Linked DNA regions of Mus musculus: regions 1, 2 and 4 are each linked to region 3. A link is a loop called in an ENCODE intact Hi-C map of the cell type or tissue named here. Cell type or tissue: left cerebral cortex. All regions are shown on one strand. Region 1 overlaps Gm14170 (a long non-coding RNA gene). Region 2 holds the start of Epb41l1 (erythrocyte membrane protein band 4.1 like 1). Region 3 overlaps Epb41l1 (erythrocyte membrane protein band 4.1 like 1). Region 4 holds the start of Norad (non-coding RNA activated by DNA damage).

What was found. Peaks named below come from ENCODE experiments on the same cell type or tissue, not always from the same donor. Only the 100,000 strongest peaks of a DNase experiment are listed, where the experiment ranks them.
Region 1: it touches region 3 in a loop (1.8-fold over the local background); 3 of 42 quality-filtered maps call a loop at or near these places.
Region 2: a loop joins it to region 3, with 2.3 times the contacts of the local background. A loop is called at or near these places in 7 of 42 quality-filtered maps.
Region 4: a loop joins it to region 3, with 2.0 times the contacts of the local background. A loop is called at or near these places in 5 of 42 quality-filtered maps.

Annotation. Positions count from the first base shown.
Region 1 is chr2:156,378,598-156,383,597 of GRCm38, reverse strand. It overlaps Gm14170 (a long non-coding RNA gene), which reads left to right. Exons shown (of 5, transcript XR_003954079.1): 3 at 3,440-3,573; 4 at 4,381-4,734. Among named protein-coding and RNA genes, the nearest start is that of Norad, 12 kb to the left of the region's middle. In left cerebral cortex, a CTCF peak has its summit at 2,104; DNase peaks (open chromatin) are centred at 2,069 and 3,449.
Region 2 is chr2:156,420,674-156,425,673 of GRCm38, reverse strand. It overlaps Epb41l1 (erythrocyte membrane protein band 4.1 like 1), which reads right to left and starts at 4,583. Exons shown (of 25, transcript NM_001368800.1): 1 at 4,375-4,583. In left cerebral cortex, CTCF peaks have their summits at 2,690 and 2,898; DNase peaks (open chromatin) are centred at 2,934, 3,963 and 4,793; H3K4me3 peaks cover 2,353 bases; H3K27ac peaks cover 1,652 bases.
Region 3 is chr2:156,478,054-156,483,053 of GRCm38, reverse strand. The region is part of intron 2 of Epb41l1 (erythrocyte membrane protein band 4.1 like 1); the gene reads right to left. Among named protein-coding and RNA genes, the nearest start is that of Gm33977, 18 kb to the left of the region's middle. In left cerebral cortex, CTCF peaks have their summits at 579 and 2,273 (motif pointing left); DNase peaks (open chromatin) are centred at 2,613, 2,913, 4,502, 4,828 and 1 more place; H3K4me3 peaks cover 1,462 bases; H3K27ac peaks cover 1,943 bases.
Region 4 is chr2:156,391,738-156,396,737 of GRCm38, reverse strand. All of the region lies in intron 2 of Gm14170 (a long non-coding RNA gene), which reads left to right. Norad (non-coding RNA activated by DNA damage) reads left to right here and starts at 3,759. Exons shown (of 1, transcript NR_024329.1): 1 at 3,759-5,000. In left cerebral cortex, CTCF peaks have their summits at 1,018, 2,222 (motif pointing right), 3,794 and 4,636; DNase peaks (open chromatin) are centred at 868, 2,274 and 3,754; H3K4me3 peaks cover 1,032 bases; H3K27ac peaks cover 183 bases.

The sequences.
Region 1 (5,000 bases), 99 kb after region 3:
TCTGCACCAGCTTTTTTGTTTGTTTGGGTTTTTTGCTTGTTTTTTTGTTTTTTGATTTTTGTTTTTTTCAAGACAGGGTTTCTCTGCAGCCCTGGCTGTCCTGGAACTCACTCTGTAGACCAGGCTGACCTCGAACTCAGAAATTCGCCTGCCTCTGCCTCCCAAGTGCTGGGATTAAAGCCGTGCGCCACCACACCCGGGTCAGTTTTTTGTTTTTAATGGTTTCCTTCCCTGTCTATAGTTGGCTCTCCTGAAACTCACTCTGCAGACCAGACTGGCCTCAAACTGCCTACCTCTGCCTCTGGAGTGCTGAGATTAAAGGTCCAAACCACAGGACTCAGCCCTAAGCTTTTCTTTAATTCCTTGTCATATGTTGGGTGGGGTCTGGCTCTGAGGTCACCACTCCCTTTATCCCACTTAGCACTTTCACTTTTATCTACAAACTGTACATTTTGTATTTTTCCTTGCTTATCTTGCTCCTTTTCATTTTAGATCTACTACTAATAACCATACAACACAGTCAAGACTAGGCTGTTTTGAAATCTCTACTGAAGCTGTTAATAACTCTTCAATTTAACTTCAGGCAGATTTTTGGGGAGGAGACAAGGGCAGAAAGCAGACACATTCTTTGCCAAAAGAAGAATAGTCTAGGCCACATACTAAAATTATTCTCCTCTAAAACCTCTTGAGCCAGTCCTACACAGTTCAAATCAACCTCCGCACCACTGTCTTCTATGTTCCTACTAGTGTGACCCATTAAGGCCTGCTTAAAGCATTTGATTACTTTTCTAATCCAAAATCCCAAAGTCCACATTCCTCCAAACAAAAGTAGAGTCAGGTCTATCCCAGCGATACCCCACTCCTGGTACCAACTTCTTAGTAAGGGTTTCATTGCTGTGAAGACGGAGAGACACCATGGCCACGGCAAGTCTTAAAAAGGAAAATGTTTAACTGGGGCTGGCTTGTTGTTTCAGAGCTATAGTCCACTATAGGCATGATGGGAACCCATGGTGGCACACAGGCAGATATTGTGCTGGAGTAGGAGCAGGAAGAGAGAGTGCCAATGGACCCAAAGCCTACCTCCCAATGACATGCTTTCTCCAACAAGCCCACATCTCCCAATAGTGCCACTCTCTATGAGCCTGTGGGGGCCATTTTCACTCAAACCACCATACCCTACCATCAGCATCCCTCACCAGATGGGACAGTTTTATAGAGGATAAATTATCCACACCAGAGTCCATGCCTTATGTTAGGAGTGGCCATTGTACTGTACATCCCAGCCTGTGGGACTGGACAATTATATAATGGTGTGTAGTCACCATTAGAGTGTTTTGGTGTTTGGGTTTTATTTTGTTTTTGTCTATTTGTTTTTGTTTTTTATTGTTTTTGCTTTTGTTTTGTTTTTGAAGTGATTGAGTGTACTTACTGCCAGTGTACACTTAAAATAGTTAAGTTGACACTGGGTGTAGTGACCCATGCCTGTGATCCTAGTACAAGGGAGGCTGAGGCAGGAGGACCTTGAGTCAGAGGTCACTGAACTACACGGTAAGACCTTATTTTAAATACATACAGTTAAGACTATGAGTTTTATGTGGTTTCCATTTATAATTTTTTTGGTTTTTTTTTTTTTTTTTTTTTTGGTTTTTCGAGACAGGGTTTCTCTATATAGCCCTGACTGTCCTGGAACTCACTTTGTAGACCAGGCTGGCCTCGAACTCAGAAATCCAACTGCCTCTGCCTCCTGAGTGCTGGGATTAAAGGCATGCACCACCACGCCCGGCCTCCATTTATAATTTAAAATAACCTTTGAGCTGGTTCAAAGAACTCCTGAACACCTCGCACCCAGGTTTGCCAGTTGTTATTTTCTCTTTTCCCGTCATTCTCTCTGTTGTAAATATATGTATGTATGAAGTATGCGTGCAAGATGTGCTGCATGCATGTGTCTGCATGCATGTATCTCTGCATGGCATGTACAGGCTGTGCAGGGCATGCAGAGGCCCAAGGCTGATACTGGAATCATGTTCCATTGTCCTCTTAGCTCACTGAGGCGGGAATTTCTCAATCAAACCCAGAGCTCCCCCATATGGGGATTAGCAGTGTCTGCCTTCCCAGGCTGCAACTGGAGAGAGGCAGCCATGGCCTCTTAGTGCAGTCAGTTCTAGGGACTGTTAGCCGTAATTGTGTTAGCCACTGAGCCATCTTTTCAGTCACCCATTTAGTTCTATTTTCTCAAAATATGGTGTCTTTTTCTATGTAACTTAAAAATAGGTCAAGGAATGTATTAATCCCCAAGAAAAGGAGATTGGATTACATAACACAAGACAATGGGAAACAGTTAAATCAAGAAACAATTCTAGTCTCTAGCCCTCAGGCCACTTCATTCTCAGGCTGCTCTCATCTTGATTTGTGTGGGGGGAAGGGGGTAGGTAAGAACATAAGTGGGGCCAAGAAAATGTCATGGTTAGCCTCAGCTGTCAACTTGACACAAAGTAGAGTCGCCTGAGAAAAGGACGCTTCATCTGAAGAATTGCCTCCCTCAGTCGTCCTGTAGCAATTCTGTGGGGTGTTCTTGATTGATGTAGGAGGCCCTGCCCACTGTGGGCGGTGTCACTCCTGCTCCCAGTTATATACAAAAGCAAGCTGAGCAATCCAGTAAGCAGTGTTCCTCCACAGCCCCTGCTTTACTTCTTACCCCCAGCTCTGGCCCTGGCTTCCCTTGACGATGGCCAGGAAGCTAAAATGAACCCTTTTCAACTTGGTTTTGAGCAGAGGGTTTCCTCCTAGCAACAGAATACAAAGTAGGACATGAGACAGGGGTCCGCCTTGACAGGGGAGAGTAATGAGCCCTAGAAAGGAAAGGTCCCATAGTGCTGTCTCCTCTCGCTGCCCCCAGCTCTCTCCTTCTCCCATGTTGATTCCCAATGGTCACAACTCTGTAGCACCTATGAATACCTCACTCTTCCAGCTTTGTTCCCACTCCTTGGCCACTAGAAACTGTGATCATCCTATAGTCCCAGTGACAGGCCTGCAACTAAGTTCCTTGTTAAAGACGTGGCAACAAGGTGCACCAGGGCAAAGTGACCTGGGCTGTCCCAAAGCTCCCCGCCTCACAGGTGCCCCCAGGTTCCCAGGACCGGAAGGTGAGATTACCCCTCCCCTCACAATGAGGACTAGAGCGGTACCAAATGTGTTTGCTTCCAACTCCAAGCGGGCTCTTAAGACTCTTCCTATAATAAACACTGGCAACACTCCCTCTGTTTGTTTCTCCAGTGGGTTTTCCCATTTCCTCCAAACAGTGGAAGCTTTGACTGCCAGGGGGCTCTATTTTTGGCTGGGTGTGCCTACTTACATATGGGAGATCATGGCGGAGGGCGAGTGTGTTCTGTCTCGTGCAGTCTCGAGGCTTGGGTACACAGAATTTCTCTCCACAAAACAGGTGGCTCGCTGGGGAGAGATGAGTAACAGTGGCGTAGCAGTGCACACACTCCGAAGTGACTAACCAGGAGTGGGCAGCATGTGGAAAGGCACGCACACAGGCTGCCTGGATCAGCCACGCAACAGGCAAGCGGGGTGAGACAAAGCTTTTGCCTTCCTGGGCCTCAGGCTCTCTCTCTCTAACAAATTGAATAATGCCTCCTGGTTAATAGGCTATAATTTAAAAACAAGTGTCAGCCTTGTGCTCTGGTTTAGCCTGAGTCCCCATGGGCTCATGTGTTAGAAGCCCCGCCCTAGTGTGGCAATGGTAAGAGCCAAGTGGGACCTATGGAATGGGGGTGTAGCTCAGCGGTAGGGTGCTTGCCTAGCCCACAGCCCCAGGTCAGGTCACTAGCATCGCATACAACTAAGCATGTCGGCACAGGCCCGTAGTCCCAGCACTCAAGTGAAGGCAAGAAGAGCAGAATTGAAGGGCATCCTTGGTTCACAGTGAGTTTCCAGCCCAGGCTGCCCTGTCCCAAAATAATCAAGAGGTGGGAGGCCCTTGGATTATGTGGGCAGATTCTACCCTCAAGAGATTAAGGTGGATCGGTCTCACAGTATAGCCCTGGCTGGCCTGGAACTCACAACAATCCACCTGCCTCTGCCTCCCCAGGGCTGGGTTAAAAGTGTATGCTACCACACTTGGCACTAGGGTAGCTTTCATGAGGCCTGGTTGTTCTTTCAAGACCAAATATCATAAAAGGCCAAGTCTGGCCTGGCCTGTCTCACTGTGTGACCTCCCTCTTAGATTCCCACTGTGACAATGTTAGCTGTCATGTGAGCAGCCACAGAGGACCGTCAATAGGGCTGACAGCATGCTACTGCGACTTTCAGCTTTGAATACCATGAACAAAATAAAAGACTTTTTGTTCTAATTCAACCTGGGATGTTTCATTATAGTGGGAATCCGACCAGAACACCTCTGCACGGTACCACACACACTCATGCCTGAGCCCAGAACCTTCTCCTGCAGTTTGTCTTTTATTTATTTTTGAGACAGCGTCTCGGGGCAGCCTCAGACCTGTGAGCCTCTTCAGGTACGGTGATATTCCACCTGGCCCAGCACCTTCCCTTTTCTCAGAAACAGAACTGTAGGCTTCCTGGAACTTCAGACCTGTGCTCGGGTCTGCGTCTGTCAGGCCTCTGCAATGTGAAGCCATCCTCTTTTGCTAACACTTGTGCCATGGGGAATCATATCTACCTTCTGAACGAACTCTCCTGAGTGATGCTGACCCCGGATCGGCATTGCTTCAGGTAAGGGCTGGGGGTAGGGAGGCAGAGGCTTGGGAACTGATCCTTTCTGTATCCCTCAGCTCAGAAGCTCAGAAGTTGTCCTACCCTGACTGGCCCACCCCCTTCCCCACCAATGTTTTAGGCAGTACCCTCTCCCCTTGTCTGCCAACGGGTGAGTGACCCTCTGACCTCCACCTGCCAGGCTGCTCCTTAATGTTGACATCAGCCAGGTCATTAGAGAAGACTGTAGGATGTGCTGAGATACCAGCTTGGCCCCCTGCCCCGCA
Region 2 (5,000 bases), 57 kb after region 3:
CCTCTTGCTACTCTGTAGCCACTCACTCTGCCTCTACACTCTCCAGCTTTTACTTAGACCACCATCTTTTCCTTCACCATAAAGCCCTTCCTCCCTGAGCAGCCATCCCCACCTTGCCCACCATCCCCGTGCTAAGGCATCCTTACGAATCTATTGCCATCCCCAGGCTGTGACCCTTGCAGGACTCATTTCTCTTTCCATAGGCCCAGAGCCCAACACAAAGGAATTCAAGCCGGCTGAACGAAACTGTGCAGTAGCCACGAGAGTAACAACAGCTAACATTTACCAAATGTTTACTCTGTGCCCACATTGTGCGGAGTGCTCCATATGTGGAGTCTCATTTAACTCTCAAATCAACCCCGTGAAGCCGAGACGCATATCGGTTCATTTTACAGGTACAGAGATATGACACGGGAAGAGGTGGAGTCACTTTCTCAGCTAGTATATGGCAACGCCCGAATGGCTCCGGCACCATAAGAGTCCCTCCTCTTCTGATTCAGTTATCAACTATGGTTTGGAAATATGTAATGTAAAATTCCAGAAAAACACAATCCCTACATTTTAAGTTGTAGACTGTTCTGGGTAGCATGGTGAAGCCATCTTTTTCCCTGCTCTGATCTGCTTAAGACTTGAATCACTGCTTGTCCAGTGTGTCTGCCCTGTATCTGCTACCTACCATTTAGTCAGTCAATAGCCACCACAGTTATCAGACCCGACTGTTGCACTGGAATCCCCACGCATGTATCCAACCCTTACTGTACACAGTAGTGTCCCTGATGCATGAGCAATGTAGATGTAACCAGAAAAGCCACAAAGCTCTCTAAGTGAAAAGATGCAAGTTCTCAACTCAGTATGAAATATACATGGTAGGTATATGATTAGCACTCTTCACATCTAGAATTCCCCTAGGGAGTCTTGGACTAAATTCTCACTGGGCCAGGAGAGACTACTGCAGTGAGAGCCTTCACCCCAACACCTCCACTTGACAGAAGAAGAAACATGCAAAGGAGGAAAGTGAGGTGTGCAGCCACACCCCAAAACTTTAGATTCCTCACTTGTTCTCTGCACAGATGCATAGGGCCCTAGGAGGTCACAAGAGAGGCTATGTCTCCTAAGAGCTTTCCCCTGCTTTCCCCAGGCAGAGACATCACAGCTGAGGGCACACAGTGAGAGCCAAGTCTACAGCCAGGAGATGCAGGAGTGTAAAAGATGGCCTGCCTAAACCAATCCATGTCCTGCTTGGATTGGTACACCATCAAAGCTTGAGGAGACACTTGAGAAAGGACAGCACTTAGCATCATGTCCTATCTTAAATGTGTTTACTTAAAAAAAATGTACATGGTGCTTTGCCTGCATGTGTGAGGGAGTCAGATCCCCTGGAACAGGAGTTACAGACAGCTGTGAGTCACAGACAGTTGTGAGGTGCTGTGTGGGTGCTGGGAACCGAACCTGGGTCCTCTGGAAGAGCAGCCAGTGCTCTTAATCTTGGAGCCATCTCTCCAGCCACTTGTCTCCTACTTGAGACATTAATTCATGTGACAGGCTTATGGAACACAAATCAGAAGGCAGAAACGCTGCTGCTGGATACCAGGATGATGAACAAGCAATCCCTGCCCAGATGGCATTCACAGCCTAGATGAGGGAGACAATCAAGCAACTCACAAGTTCAAGTCTAATTCCACACGCTTACAAGCCCTAGGAGAGACCGGAGCTCTAGGGATGGATGAAGGGAAATACTTGCCTAACCTAGGATGTTGGCAAAGCCCTGCCCCCTCCCCCAAAAGACACAGTCATGTGAAAGTCTGAGGAAGCAGGGGATGAGGTGCTAAACGGAGGGGCCTGCAGGCACAAATTCCAAAGTCAAGTGGGCAAGGACTGGATTGTACCTGCCTTCTTGTCAATCAAGGTAAGGGTTGAGGAAAATGAGCTTAGAGAAGAAGCTACGGGGTAAGAGTTTGCTTTGGTCAGCAAAGGAGTTATCTGTCTAAGACCACAAGAAAGACCTGGGGCTTGAAGCCAGAACCCCTACCAAATAAGGTAGGCTTTGGGGCTACTTCAGGGACATGTATGGCAGGTTGCAAAAAAGAAGGGATATCCTCTTGTTTCAATCTAGCACTTCCTGGCTTCTCTAGAGGGTTGTAGAACAGGTCAAAATAATTTGCATTTGTTAAAACATAGATTGCTAAACCCCATCTCCAGATTTTTGCATTGTGTATGTCTACCAGAAGGCTCCAAATTTGCATTTCTAGTAAACCGGTAACCTTGCTGCAGATGGTAAGATGGACCACACTGAGAACTGGTGGTCTGGGTGCTATTGAGGAAGGTAGGGAGGTATGGCCAGGATCTCTGGGGGCAAGAAGTCTGAATTCCTGGCTAGCAAGATGTCTCATTGGGTAAAGCCATTTCCTACCAAGCCCGATGTCCTGAGTTCAATCCCTGACTCTTACAAGTTATTCTCTGATGGTCACATGCATATCAAATATAACATTTTTTAAAGAACAGTGAATTCCTAAATCTTGGTAATAAGACAGGTCTAGAGCTTTGAGCCAAAGTCCAACCTGCCTCAAAGACACGACACTGAGCTTCCTAGCCGCCTAAACAGAGAAACTGAGGCATGGGAAGGTCAGGGTCTTGACGAGAAAAGCAGCTTAATAAAAATAAACACAAAAGGAGACACCCACCACCACCAGATTTCAGCGCCAGTGAGCTGCCAGGGCAGCGGCTCTCTTGAGGTGTGTATTCAGGGAGAGAGATAAGAATCCCAGCTTCCCCTGCCTCGGCGGCCTCTGCCAGAAAAGCAGCTGGGGAGTTGCAGAAATCTGCCTTGGGGGGCGCCCCTCCCACTCCTGCACTGTCCACTCCCGTTTACACTCCCTGCACTCTCCCTCTCCACTCCAAAGCCCGCACCCTTATCCTTGTACACAAGCCAACCAGCAAGGAGTGAAGTTAGAGAGAAGAGCCAGGAGAAGGAAGGCTGGGCTTGCACGTCCTCCTTCCTTCCCTCTGTAAGATTCTCAGCCTCTCTAGATCCTTGTCAAACCTAGTCTACCTACATTTCAGTACCAGTATCTGAACCCGGCAGACAGTGACTAAATCCGCAAACTTCCCTGTAATCTTGTTTTTCAAATATAGGGGGCTTTCTATTCTGTTCCAGTTAGCAGCAAAATGGCACTTCTCTTACTGTCCCCATCCTGGCTCGCCAATACACAAACAGCTTACACACTCATAAAAAAAAAAAACAAACCAGATATACCAGAACTTATCAAAACAAATGCACATATACATCCAGAGATATTTTGTTTATTCTTCATCAGTAAAATGTACAAATGCACCTAAATGCACAAGAAATATACAGGGAGAATGCACACACTCACCCAGACTAGACATGCATGCAGTGCCCAAAACATGGGGGAAGAGATACAGAAACACATCTCTCTCAAAGTATGAAGACCTTCTGAGAGGGGATTCCTTGGAGTGGGGCGCTGGCCATTTAAGATAGTGATCAGTTTTACTAGTCTTTGTAGGGTACCTAGGCTGCTGCCCTTCCGAACAGTGTCCAGGGTGAGGGTGGAGGGTACCTAACCAGGCTGGGCTGTAGCTGGCCAGGGTGATGGTCGTTACACAGCAAGGAAACATATCACAGAACCCCGCTGAGGGGCCTCTGTTGCTTCTACCCACACCCATGCCTGCGCACAGACACACCCTCTTCACACCTAATCCCCCACCCCACCCCTCACAAACACACACCCGGGATTTGAGCAGGCCACGCCCTCTGCTTCAGCTCAGCTGGGAGCCAGGCTCCACTGGCAGTAGGGCTCTCCCGTACCCCGGGTGTGGCTGCCCACCTGCCAGCAGGGAGTCTCCACTCAGCTAAGACGCCCCCGCCGCTGCTGCTACCCACTTCCTCGGCCAGTGCCGGGCTCCGGGCGACGCCAGCGCCTCGGCTGCCGCCCCCACCCCCTTCCTCCCGGCAGTGCGGAGACAAAGCCGAGCACACGCACACAGGGGCTACGCGGGTGCACACCCGCCCTCACACGCGCACACACACGGGGAGTCACACTGGCGTGCACACAGCGAAACACACACACACGAACACTCACATACACCCGCCATAGGCTTCAGCCACAAGCGAAGCCATCATCAGCATAGGCACACTGCCTCATCCAGATGTACACACTGTTACACATTGGGACACACCCTCTCTAGGCACATCTCCGGATAAGCAAACCAGGGCACACAGACCCTTACCAGATTAGTACACCACCCAGCCCCTTACTCAGATGCACACGCACGTACACACCACTTGCACCGACCCACAGACACACGCGCGTTCACATTAAACGCACACCCGGAGATGTGGACCCCGACACGTACCCGCAAAGACACGAATCGTAGCTTCGGCCACGCACGTCCTCCAGCACGCGAGCTCGGGACGTAGCAACAGCCTGCTCGGTCTCCGCGCCCTGCTAACCTGGCGGCGGCGGCGCGGCTTCCGGGAGCCGTCTGTCTGTCTGTCTCTGAGTCCCTTCGTCCAGTGGCCGCCCAGGCAGGCTCCAAGACGCTCCGGAGCTGCGCAGAAATGCCCCGCTCGCTCTCTCGCTCGCTCGCTCGTTCGCTCCCTCCCACGGCGCTCAGCCCCCTCCCCGCCCGCTCCGCACACCCCCTCTCCCCCTCTGCCCCGCCCCGCCAGCTCCCTGGGAGGAGGCGGCGGCGATCCGGGCCAGGCAGCGTCCGAAGGGTGTGCGAGTAGCGAGCGCGACCCACTGGCCCCAAGAGCCGAGCTGCCCAGGAGCAGGCGCGTCCGATCCCAGGGAGGGGAACTCGGAGGGGTGTGCGCCCCGCGAGCCCGCGCCGCTGGCTTCCCCCACGTGGGACAGACGCCCACCAGAGCCTAGGCAGAGCTCAGAGGCCGAGGCGAGCAGCGGGACCACGAAGACGAGACTCTCCACGGAGCCTCCTCTCCCTCCAGGTCCCAGCCCCGTGGGCTCGGCCTTACTCCA
Region 3 (5,000 bases):
CTGTCCCAGCTGCCATCCAAGGTGGAGGGTTTACTCCAGGCTGGATCAGGTAGCTGACATCACACAGCTAGTCAGCTTGAGTGCAGCCAGGACTAGACCCAGGTCCACTGGCTGGAAGCCCAGGGATTGTTCTCCCTCAATCCTGCTACATCCCATGACCTCTAACTTGCTGTAAACCATGGAGCCAACACTACTGTTGCCCTGGACGTAGAAATAATCACAGTTGTATCAGTTCTCACACACACATGCAGGGCACTCTACAGTTTAAAGGACTCTTGGTTTTTTTTGGTTGATTTGTCTGAGTCAAGGTCTCAATACGGAGCTGAAACTGTCCTTGACCTGTACCCTGATACAGCTTCCTGGGTGCTGGGATTATCTTAATGCCCCACTAGACTATTCTTCCAGAATTATTATTTTGCTTGGATCTCACCAATGAGTGGTAGTTGGTTGAAGGAGCACAGAGAATAGCAGTTCTGAAAACGAAGCCAGAGCTAAGGTCACGTGAGTCCACAGGCTGGGCAACCTTGGACACATTATTTAACATCTCTAGAAGCCCGTGTGAGCAGGTAAGATGGAAACAGCGCCCCTTGCGGCAAAGGCGTTTAGTGAGAATGAAACAATGCAGAGCCGCACATCCCTGCTCACCCTGGCACAGCACTCAACATACAGCAGGTGCCTGCTGGGGCAGAGGTGCCCGTGGTCAGACGGACAGACTCGTGCAAGGACACGGGGCGTAAGTCGAGGATCCAATAGGGCAGCGTACAGCATCCTAAAAAGCTGAGAGCGTTGCTGGCAAGGGACACACTAGAGGAGAGAAAGACGGGGTCCTTCTCGAGTTCAGAGTGACAGGAAGAGGTTCTCAAAGGGAAGCAGGAAGAGGTAGAAAGAACAGACCTTTCAGGGCAACTCATGGCCTCGAGGCTCTCTCTCTCTCTCTCTCTCTCTCTCTCTCTCTCTCTCTCTCTCTCTCTCTCTCTCTCTCTCCTTGATTCTTAGAGGTTGTTTAAATAACAACAGAGTTCCCTTGTTAGTTCTGCTGAAAACAGGGTAGAACTGAAGACCTTGAAAGCCCATCAACCAGAGGCTGGACAGACCAGCTAGGACTTATCCATTAAAGCCACTACAAAAGCATTATTTGCCTAAGGTGGTCATCTTCCTTGAAGTTCCAGTGTAGGGAAGCACCCACCACTAAGCTATGTCCTCAGGTATGAACATCTGTGAGACACACGTATGCACATAAAAAATTACAATAAACCCTCAAATTAAAATGTAACTATAAAACGAGGATACTGTTCATGACCCTGTCCTGACACAGAAATCTGCTGTAAGGATTCGCATTGCATCTGGCTTCCTCTGTAGAGGAGGATTTTGGTGGAGAAAATGAGAACATTATCTGAATTATTCTGATTTTTAAAATTTCTTTTGTAAAATTATATTTACTTATTTGTGTGTGTATATCTTTATCTATCTATCTATATATGTGTGTGTGTGTATATATATATATAGAGAGAGAGAGAGAGACATATACATATATATGTGTGTGTGTGTATGTGTATATATATGGTGCATGCTATGGAAATCAGGCTGTAATTTTTGGAAGTAGTTTCCACTAAACTTCTACCACGTGTTTCCTGAGAATGAAGATCACCAGGCTTGGGACAATCACCTTCACACGGCTGAGCCATCTCTCTGGACCATCTTTGTAATTAAACTAAGAGGCCAGGAGGCAGCTCTGCTGGTAAAAGCACTTGCAGGCCTGACAACCCAGTTCAGTCCATGTGGAGATAGAAGATAAAATTAAATAGAATTAATTAACACGGCAAGCCCACTAAGGTGCTGGAGAGTGGCTCAGAGAGTCTGAGCACTGGCCACACAAACCTGATGACCTGGGTGTGCGTCTCTAGAACTCACATAAAAAGCCAGACATGGTAGTCCAAATCTGTAATCCCAATAATTCCATGAGGCAGAAAGGAGAGATAAAAGAATCTCCCAGAAGTTCAAAGGCCGAGCAGAAGAGGGAAGAGAGATCCTGCCTCAAAACAAGGTGGGAGTTGAGAATCATCTCCTGTAAGCTGTCCTGTGACATCTGTGTGTCTTCTCTCACAGAAATATCACACACACACACACACACACTTCAAACAAACAAATAAATGAGAACTTCAAAGCTGCCCCAGTGGTTAACAGCACTGACTGCTCCTCCAGAGGACCAGAGCTTAATTCCCAGTCCCCATGTGGCGGCTCACAGCCACCTATACCTCCAGTCCCAAAGCGTTTGATGCCCTCTTCTGGCTTCTGCAGGCACCAGCCATGCACGTGGTACACAGACATACATGCAGGCAAAACACCCAGACACATAAAATAAAAGTAAGTATTTAAAAAAATTAAAGATAAAGTTTAAAAAGTACATGACCTTGAACAAGTGCCCTTCCTCCCCTTCTCCCCCTCCCCTTCGTTTTTCTGATCAGGAGCAAGCACATGGTAATGACAAAGCAAGAAATAAGACAGGAATCCCGCCCTCAGACGGGACAGGGACAAGCCTCCACCTTCTCATCCACAGGAAGGAAGGGAGCCAGGGCATCACTGGCACTGGGCAGTCATGAGCATGACACACAGAAGTGGGCAAAGAACTGTGCAGCACCCAGATCCATGCTCTGAAAAGAGCAGCGGCCGTTCACGACTGCAAATTATTTTATCCAGTGTATGTTCCAAAACGTTCCCAATCATCTTCCTATTGTTGGACATTTAGTTCCAATTTGCTGCTATTATAGATGGGGATTTATCCAAAGGAATTCATTCAAAAGAAAAAAGCCAGATGCTCAAATAAGATGCTGCCCAACCCACAGAATGATTGACAGGGGACCAGCCCTTCTCTATCTCACCAAGCCTCAAACTGAATTCCCCATGGCTCTCCCCACCCCCACACCGTTCCTCCCTCAACCTGGCAAGCCACACCACATCCCACAGAGGGATATCTTAATGGAGCTTCAACCTTCCTCCCTCCCCGGCTTAACTCTCCGAGAGGAGGCCTCTGTGCAAGGTCACAGTCCCGGCCTTCTCTGTGGGCCACACACCTGCCAGAGACCTTTCCCAAACACCAGCCCACCACACTCCTCCGCAGGCCAAATCCTTTCAAAGGTCCCCAGCATCTCCAGGCTCACGTCCAGCCCGAATACCTCAGCCTGACATTTAAAAGACAGAAGGGAGAGAGGAGAAATGCTCAGAGTGGCTGCGATGTGCCAGCACCGTGGAGAGACTTTATGTAATAGCCACCATGAGGGTCCCACAGCCCAAAGCAGCGAAGTGATGTCCCCAAGGCCACAGAACTGGTCCCAAGAAGAGTGAATCAGAAGGTTTGCTCAGAGACACAAGCACAAGCTGACTTTCTGAGTCACCTCTCAGTATCTTGGACCCTCACTGGAATTTGACCTGTCCTTCAAAGGCATCCCTACAACGCCCAAACTCTCACCTGGCATCAGTGTCCAGCTTACGGGACCCACCTCTTCTTCAAACCTCCCCTAAGCATCAGCATCAAAATAGGCAGACATTGTAGTGTACTCTTACCTCTGGGGCCAAGAAGGCTCTGTCATCCATGACTTGATAAGACTTTTAGAGAGGTAGGTGTGTGTGTGTGTGTGTGTGTGTGTGTGGTGTGTGTGTGTGTTCAAGTGTGCGAGCGCACCCTCAAAATCCAGAAGAGGATGTCAAGTTTCCTACAGATGGGGTTACAGACAGCAATACCCAGTTATCAGTGGTGGGAACAAATTCTAGTCCTCTGCGAGAGCAGCAAACTCTTAATCACTGATCCGTCTTTCCAAACCTTTAACATTTTATTTATCTTAATCATCATCACCACCACCACCACTATCATCATCATCATCATTAGTGTGTATGTGGGTGTGTGGGTGTGTGCACCATGGTACATGCATGACCATCAAAGGACAACTTTCAGGAGTCAGTTCTCCCCTCGACTGTAGACAGATCCCAGATCAGCAGGCTTGTCCAGCAAGCCCCTGTGCTCACTAAGCCATCCCGCTGGCCCTTTCTTTTTGTTCAGTCTTTGGTGACTGAATCTCACTATGTGACTTAATGCTGGCTGGCGAGGAGCTCACTCTGTATCCCAAGCCAGCCTCAAATTCATGGCAATCCTCCTGCCTCAGCCCCCCAAGTCCTGCTATTACAGACATGTACACCATGGCCACCTTGCCCAGAGAGACCTGAGACTTTTGAGAAATGAATGACATGCATCTGATTGGATGACTCTGGAGGCCACAGGCTGTCTGGCTGGCTGACTGTCTGTCTGTCTGTGAAAGTTCAGGAAAGCGGCTCTGACACAGCCTGCCTGCCCAACCCCTTCGCTTCCTTCAGGAAGCCACTGATATGATCTAGAAAGTGGGAGGAAGAAAAGTCGCTACCTCACAGGGTTTTGTGAGGAATGTAGGAGTTGTACACGTAAGACATGAAAATAGTTTCTGGCATGTAGTAAGAGCTCAATAAATGTTAGCTGTTGCTATTCTTATCCGTAAGTCTCCTTCCTACTAAGAAAGCAGGGCCAGCTTGCTGCCACCCCCAGCCAGGCACAGCGATACTGTCCCAGCCAGTGCTTGTACATTTCCCTCTGTGTGGCTTCTGCCCGCTGGAGCCCTACCAAATGTAGCAGGGGGCAAGCGGGAGGGCCAGCTAGCAAGCAGAAGGCCAGTGCTGGCCCCTCCCACCCATCCCTCTTTGACCATGCTCAAGGCCAGGGCTGCATTCAGCCCACAGAGCTAGCCTTGGCTCCCCCTACTCGGTACATGGACGTCTCTATCTGGACCAGCCCTCATCTACTAGCTAATTACTGGGTTCCACTGGACACTAAGCAGGTGCTCCCAGACACTGTCCCGGGTATAATGTCATGGTAAAGGGAGAGACTCTGGACTTCTACAGCCCTGCACTTTCCAGCTGTGTGACCTCGGGCGGGCAGGCAGACTCTGCGAGCCTCCGTTCATCTGTTAAGTGTATAA
Region 4 (5,000 bases), 86 kb after region 3:
CTGTCCTGGAACTCTTCATGTAGACCAGGCTGGTATACACCCTATAGAGATCCACCAGGTCTGTCTCCCAAGTGCTGGGATTAAGTCATATGCCATCATGCCTGGCCAAATTCCAGTGATTATAAGACACAGAATTTAAAAAAACAATAATAAAATTTAAAAAATAAATAAAAGACACAGAATTGATGATATTTGCTCATAACAGCCTAAAGGGACTAAAACACTGTGGCACATAGGCATGGAAGACACTGTTGAGCTGGTTTGGGGGATGATGGAAGCTGGAGAAATTCTGGGCTAGAACAGATTAGACTCCTAAACTCAAGCAGTGATCTAGTGAGGGTTATGATCAGGTTGTTGGCGGACACCTCCACACAACTGCCAATCAGATCTGCCTGGGTGCAGATCTGTTGATAAGGAGGTGGGTATTGCATGTCTAGGCCCAGGGAAGGCTTCACTGTTTCTTTCTCTGGCAAGATGTGTGGGTGGCTTGACGCTCAGCACTCTTTCCTGCTAATGAGCTTAGAGCTTTTGCCCTAATAAACACTACTGTGTGTCACAGGGCTGACATGTGATGGCTTCCAAGGAGAAGTGTTAGCAACATTCACTACATTTGTTTGGTACCTTTTCTCCCATGTTATCCTTAATGTGAGATAGCCACAAGGACAGGGTGGATAGAACTGGCTCACCTTTGACCTCAGATTCTTGTTTAGAGTTTCTGGACTTACGCACCCCAGCCTTGATATTCAGAATTGAACGGCACCATTTAGATTTAGCCCAGAAGCTGCCTCCCAATTGAGCAGAATTCTGCATCCCATTATCTCTAGCCTGGCCCAAGATAGAAAGTCCTTCAAAGGCTTTTCTTAGCTTGCCTGCTCCGAGTCTAAGCTGTGAGTTTCTGTGTGCAAGTGTCTGCTCAGGCCTTAGAATCTTCTGTAGTGCTCCAGGGAGTTCTGGGGTCAGGTGACCTGGATTAAACTACAGGCTTTTCCTGAGAACTAGACAGATTACATAGCCCCCTATCTGTAAGGAGAGTAATACAACATACCTCACAGGATTGCTTTGCAAATCAAGTAAGACAACAAAAATAAAGTCTTCAGTTATTAAGGTGCCTGGCCCAGAGTACATGCCCAATGAATACATCTGCATATGAAGCCCTGCTGGGTGTGTGTTAGCACAAGCCCGGCACTTGGGAGACAGCCTCGAGTAGATCTCTGTGAGTTCAAAGTCGGTCTGGTTTACATAGTGAGTTCCTGGCTAGCCAGGACAATATAGTGATGAGATCCTGTCTAAAAGAATCAACAAAGTGGCTGGAGAGATGGCTTAACAATTAAGGCTGTTCTTTAAGAGGACCCAGGTTTAATTTCCAGCACCTACATGGCAGCTCCTGTCTGTAACTCCTGTTCCAGGGGATACAACACCCTCACACAGACGTGCATGCAGGTAAAACACCAATGCATATAAAGTGCATAAAAATAAATTGTTTAAGAAATCATCACTGAAAGAAAGCGGGAAATGTGTATCACTGCTGTCTCTGGGTGCCAGGAATACCAGCTAGCTTGGCTGTGGGGGAAGCCAGAGTGCAGTAAAGGGACCACAATGGCTGATTCCTTGATATGTCACTGTGCCCACTTATCCGCCCAGCCCTCCTTCATGTCTGAAACCCTCCCCCATGGGATCACTCCTGCTCTGCAGGTGCTAAGTCTGGCAGGCACTTCTTTTGCAATGCTAGAGACCTTTGCTTCAGTTTTCTAGCCCTCCAGTCATTCCCCTGTCTCAGGCCCTTGGTCATCTACCGTAGACAAGAGTCTGTGGTCTTCTTGCAGCTTCTCATCAGAAAGGCCTTTCTGACTGGGATCCTGTGTGTGTTTACATCAAGAGTCGTAAGCTTAGGCTAGAGGTGGCTCAGTGGCAGAGCAAATCCTAAGCATGCCCATGGCTGTGGGCTCCACCCTCAGCACAGTTGTCAGGGAGGGCTATACTTACTATAGAGCTCATCATTCTCAACATACACGTTTTTTTCTTTCCTTACTAAATAGAAAAGTTCATCTTTTTCACTGAAGGAAGCACTTCATAGCTTTTTTTGTGATGTCCAATTTGCTAAAACCACTATAGCATTGTACTTTGGAACCATAATTAAATAAAAAATGATTTTATGACATTTTATTCTGTCTTTTTTTAAAAATTTGTTTATTTTATGTATGAGTGCTCTATCTGCATGTACACCTGTATGCCAGAAGAGGGCATCAGATCCCATTTATAGATGGTTGTGAGCCACCCTGTGGTAGCTGGGGATTGAACTCAAGACCTTTGGAAGAACAGACAGTGCTCTTAACTGCTGAGCCATCTCTCCAGCCCACATGTGTGTTTGTGTTTTCGTGCGTGTGCGTATGTGAGTGTGCGTTTTAACAGAAGCTAAAGGGGCTTTGGATTCCTTATAGTTACAGGCATCTTGTGCTTCCTGATGTAGGTGCTGGGATCCAAACTCTAGTCCACTGATAGAGCAAGCACTAACTGCTGAGCCATCTCTCCAGGCCCAAGGATAGTGTTGCCATTGGCATGTTTTGTGGGGCAGAAGAGTGCTTATTACACAGCCTTGGCCAACCTGGAACTTGCTGTGTGGTTTGATCATAGTCAGTCGGATAACTGAGAGAGTGACTAACTGACCAGTGAGTGGAAGCAGTAAACAACAGCACACATTACATCCTGGAAGGATGGTATGGGGCATCATGGACTATGGGCAATGTAAAACGTACACAGTGACTATTTGGGAAATTATCCACTTAGTGTTTCTGGGAAGCAGTTCACCTCTGGGTAGCTGAAACGAAAAAGGGAACCCAGGGTCAGGAGAACTACTGTATACCATACGTCACCATCTGCTGTAAGGGCTCTCATCTCTGACCTTGTCCCTGATTCCGCTGACTTTCATGGCACATCTCAAAGCCCTTCAGTGGCTCTCATTTCTGTCTTGTATTCATTGACCAGATCCAACCCTCCTCTCTTCCCTGGCCTTAGCTCTTTGTGGAGCAGGTAAGGCCTATGTGGTCCATTTCATAGCCTGTTAACTGTTTGCTGTTCTCTTCTGTTAGGGAGGCTCTTTACACACACTCTGTGAGACTATGTTATCCCTTGCCTCCTTCAAGACTTTGTTCCAGGGGACTGGAGAGATGGCTCAGCTCAGCTGTCTATAATTCCAGTTCCAGGGCATCTAAAACTTTTACACAGACACAGATAGACAGAAACAGACAGGCAGGCAGACAGACAGACACACGCACACACACACACACCACCGTGGACAGAAACTGTGAGAGGGGTGATGTGGGGGGAGGGGTCCGATTTGCCTTCTTAGCCTCATGGAATAATAAATTCTATGGGGTTGTATTTGAGTAGATAAGAGGCAAGCAGTTCACTATCTTACTAGGTAATTAGTTTATAACACCACTTCTAGTGAGACTAGTGTAGTACTTCAGGCCCTTAGGCGTTTGCCTATAATTATTTTTATAATGTATCACAAATTGCTGGGACTGCTAGTGTGGGCTTTTTCTTTTTTTCTTTTTCACTTTTGGCCTTTTATTCTCCCCTTGGCCTTCTAGTCTCTACAAAAGATGTAAAGAGACTTAAAGAAAAAAAGACCCCCGCCCCCAACCCCAGGCTCCCCCCCCCCCCCCCCCCCCCCGCTCCCGGCCGGAACCTTGCAGTTGGGGAAACGTTAGCTCTCCGGTGGTGTTTTTGCGGGCTTCCGGTGCCGCTCCAGCCTGGGCGAGAAGAATTGCCAAGTCAGTTCCGGCAGAGAGCGCAGCGAGCTCGGGAGTGTGGCCTTCTTCGCCCCGGGCCCCTCACGGCCTCGGCCCGCGCCGGGTGAGCCCGAGGGGCCCGGGAGCAGCCTCGGTCCCTACTCTGCGGACGCCAGGAGCCCTCGCCCTCGAGGCAGCCACCGGCTAGGCCACGCGGCCATTCCGCAGCGACTCTTGCCCTGCCAACGATGCGCCTGCATGGCGGCGGCCTCCCCGACTCCACCGGCGCCCTCTCTCCAGGGCCGGGCCCACCGAGGAGTCCCAGCCAGGCCTTCGAGGACGCCTCGAAAGTGGCGGCGAGCGTGGCATGACGGGAAGAATGGCATCCACCTGAAGGCCAAGGCTGGGCCTTCGGGGCTTCTGCGGCCTAAGGCGGCGGGTCTGAGCAAGAACACTCTGCCATCGCCGGCTCGGGACGGGAGGCCCACCCGTGGCCGAGCACGCAGACCTGGATGAACCGAGGCCTCGATGGGCCTGGACGAAGGTGAGCGGGGCCCCGAATCACGGCGAGAGGAACGATCGATTCTTGGGCCGCGGGTCTTCCCTCCACCCGAGAGAAGCCGAGACGCGACAACCGCAGGCGGCCATTCGGAAACGCTGTCGCCGTAGAAGTCCTGTGTATATAATATGAAAAAGCTGCTCTCAACCTTTCCCCCGACCCTTTTTAGACTTCTGGCTAAATCTGGACGTCTAACTGTAGAGATTGCCGACGCAGGGTAAAGGAGAGGTAGGAGATGACGTGAATACCCAGTCGCCATAAAAAGAAGATCGTGGACACGTCTTCTGCAAGTGATTTTGAAATGGAATTGTTTAGGCCGCCTCTAGAAAGACCCAGGAGCGACACTCGTCCCTGTTTGTTCAGTACCTTAGAGGATCCAGCAGGAGGAAGAAGAGGCCCGGAGCCAGATTGGTCGTGTGAAGAAGACGTGTCTCTCTTTTTTATCCTATTGTATTGTGTATGCATTTTAGTCCTCATTTCTTACCCCCCACACCATGTTTGCGTGTGTGCCTGTGTGTGTGTATTTGAGTGTGTTTGAAAATGCCAGGTTTTGGGGGTAATGTCTTTCTAGCTGCTCTGAAGTGCCTGCCATATTTTATAAGTAGTAAACATGCTGTAAATACCTTTTTGTTAGGATTCATTTGAATTATTGTTTGGAGAAGAAAAGCCAAACCTCTCCTGAGTTGACCGCATTGTGTTTGTGCCCTGGT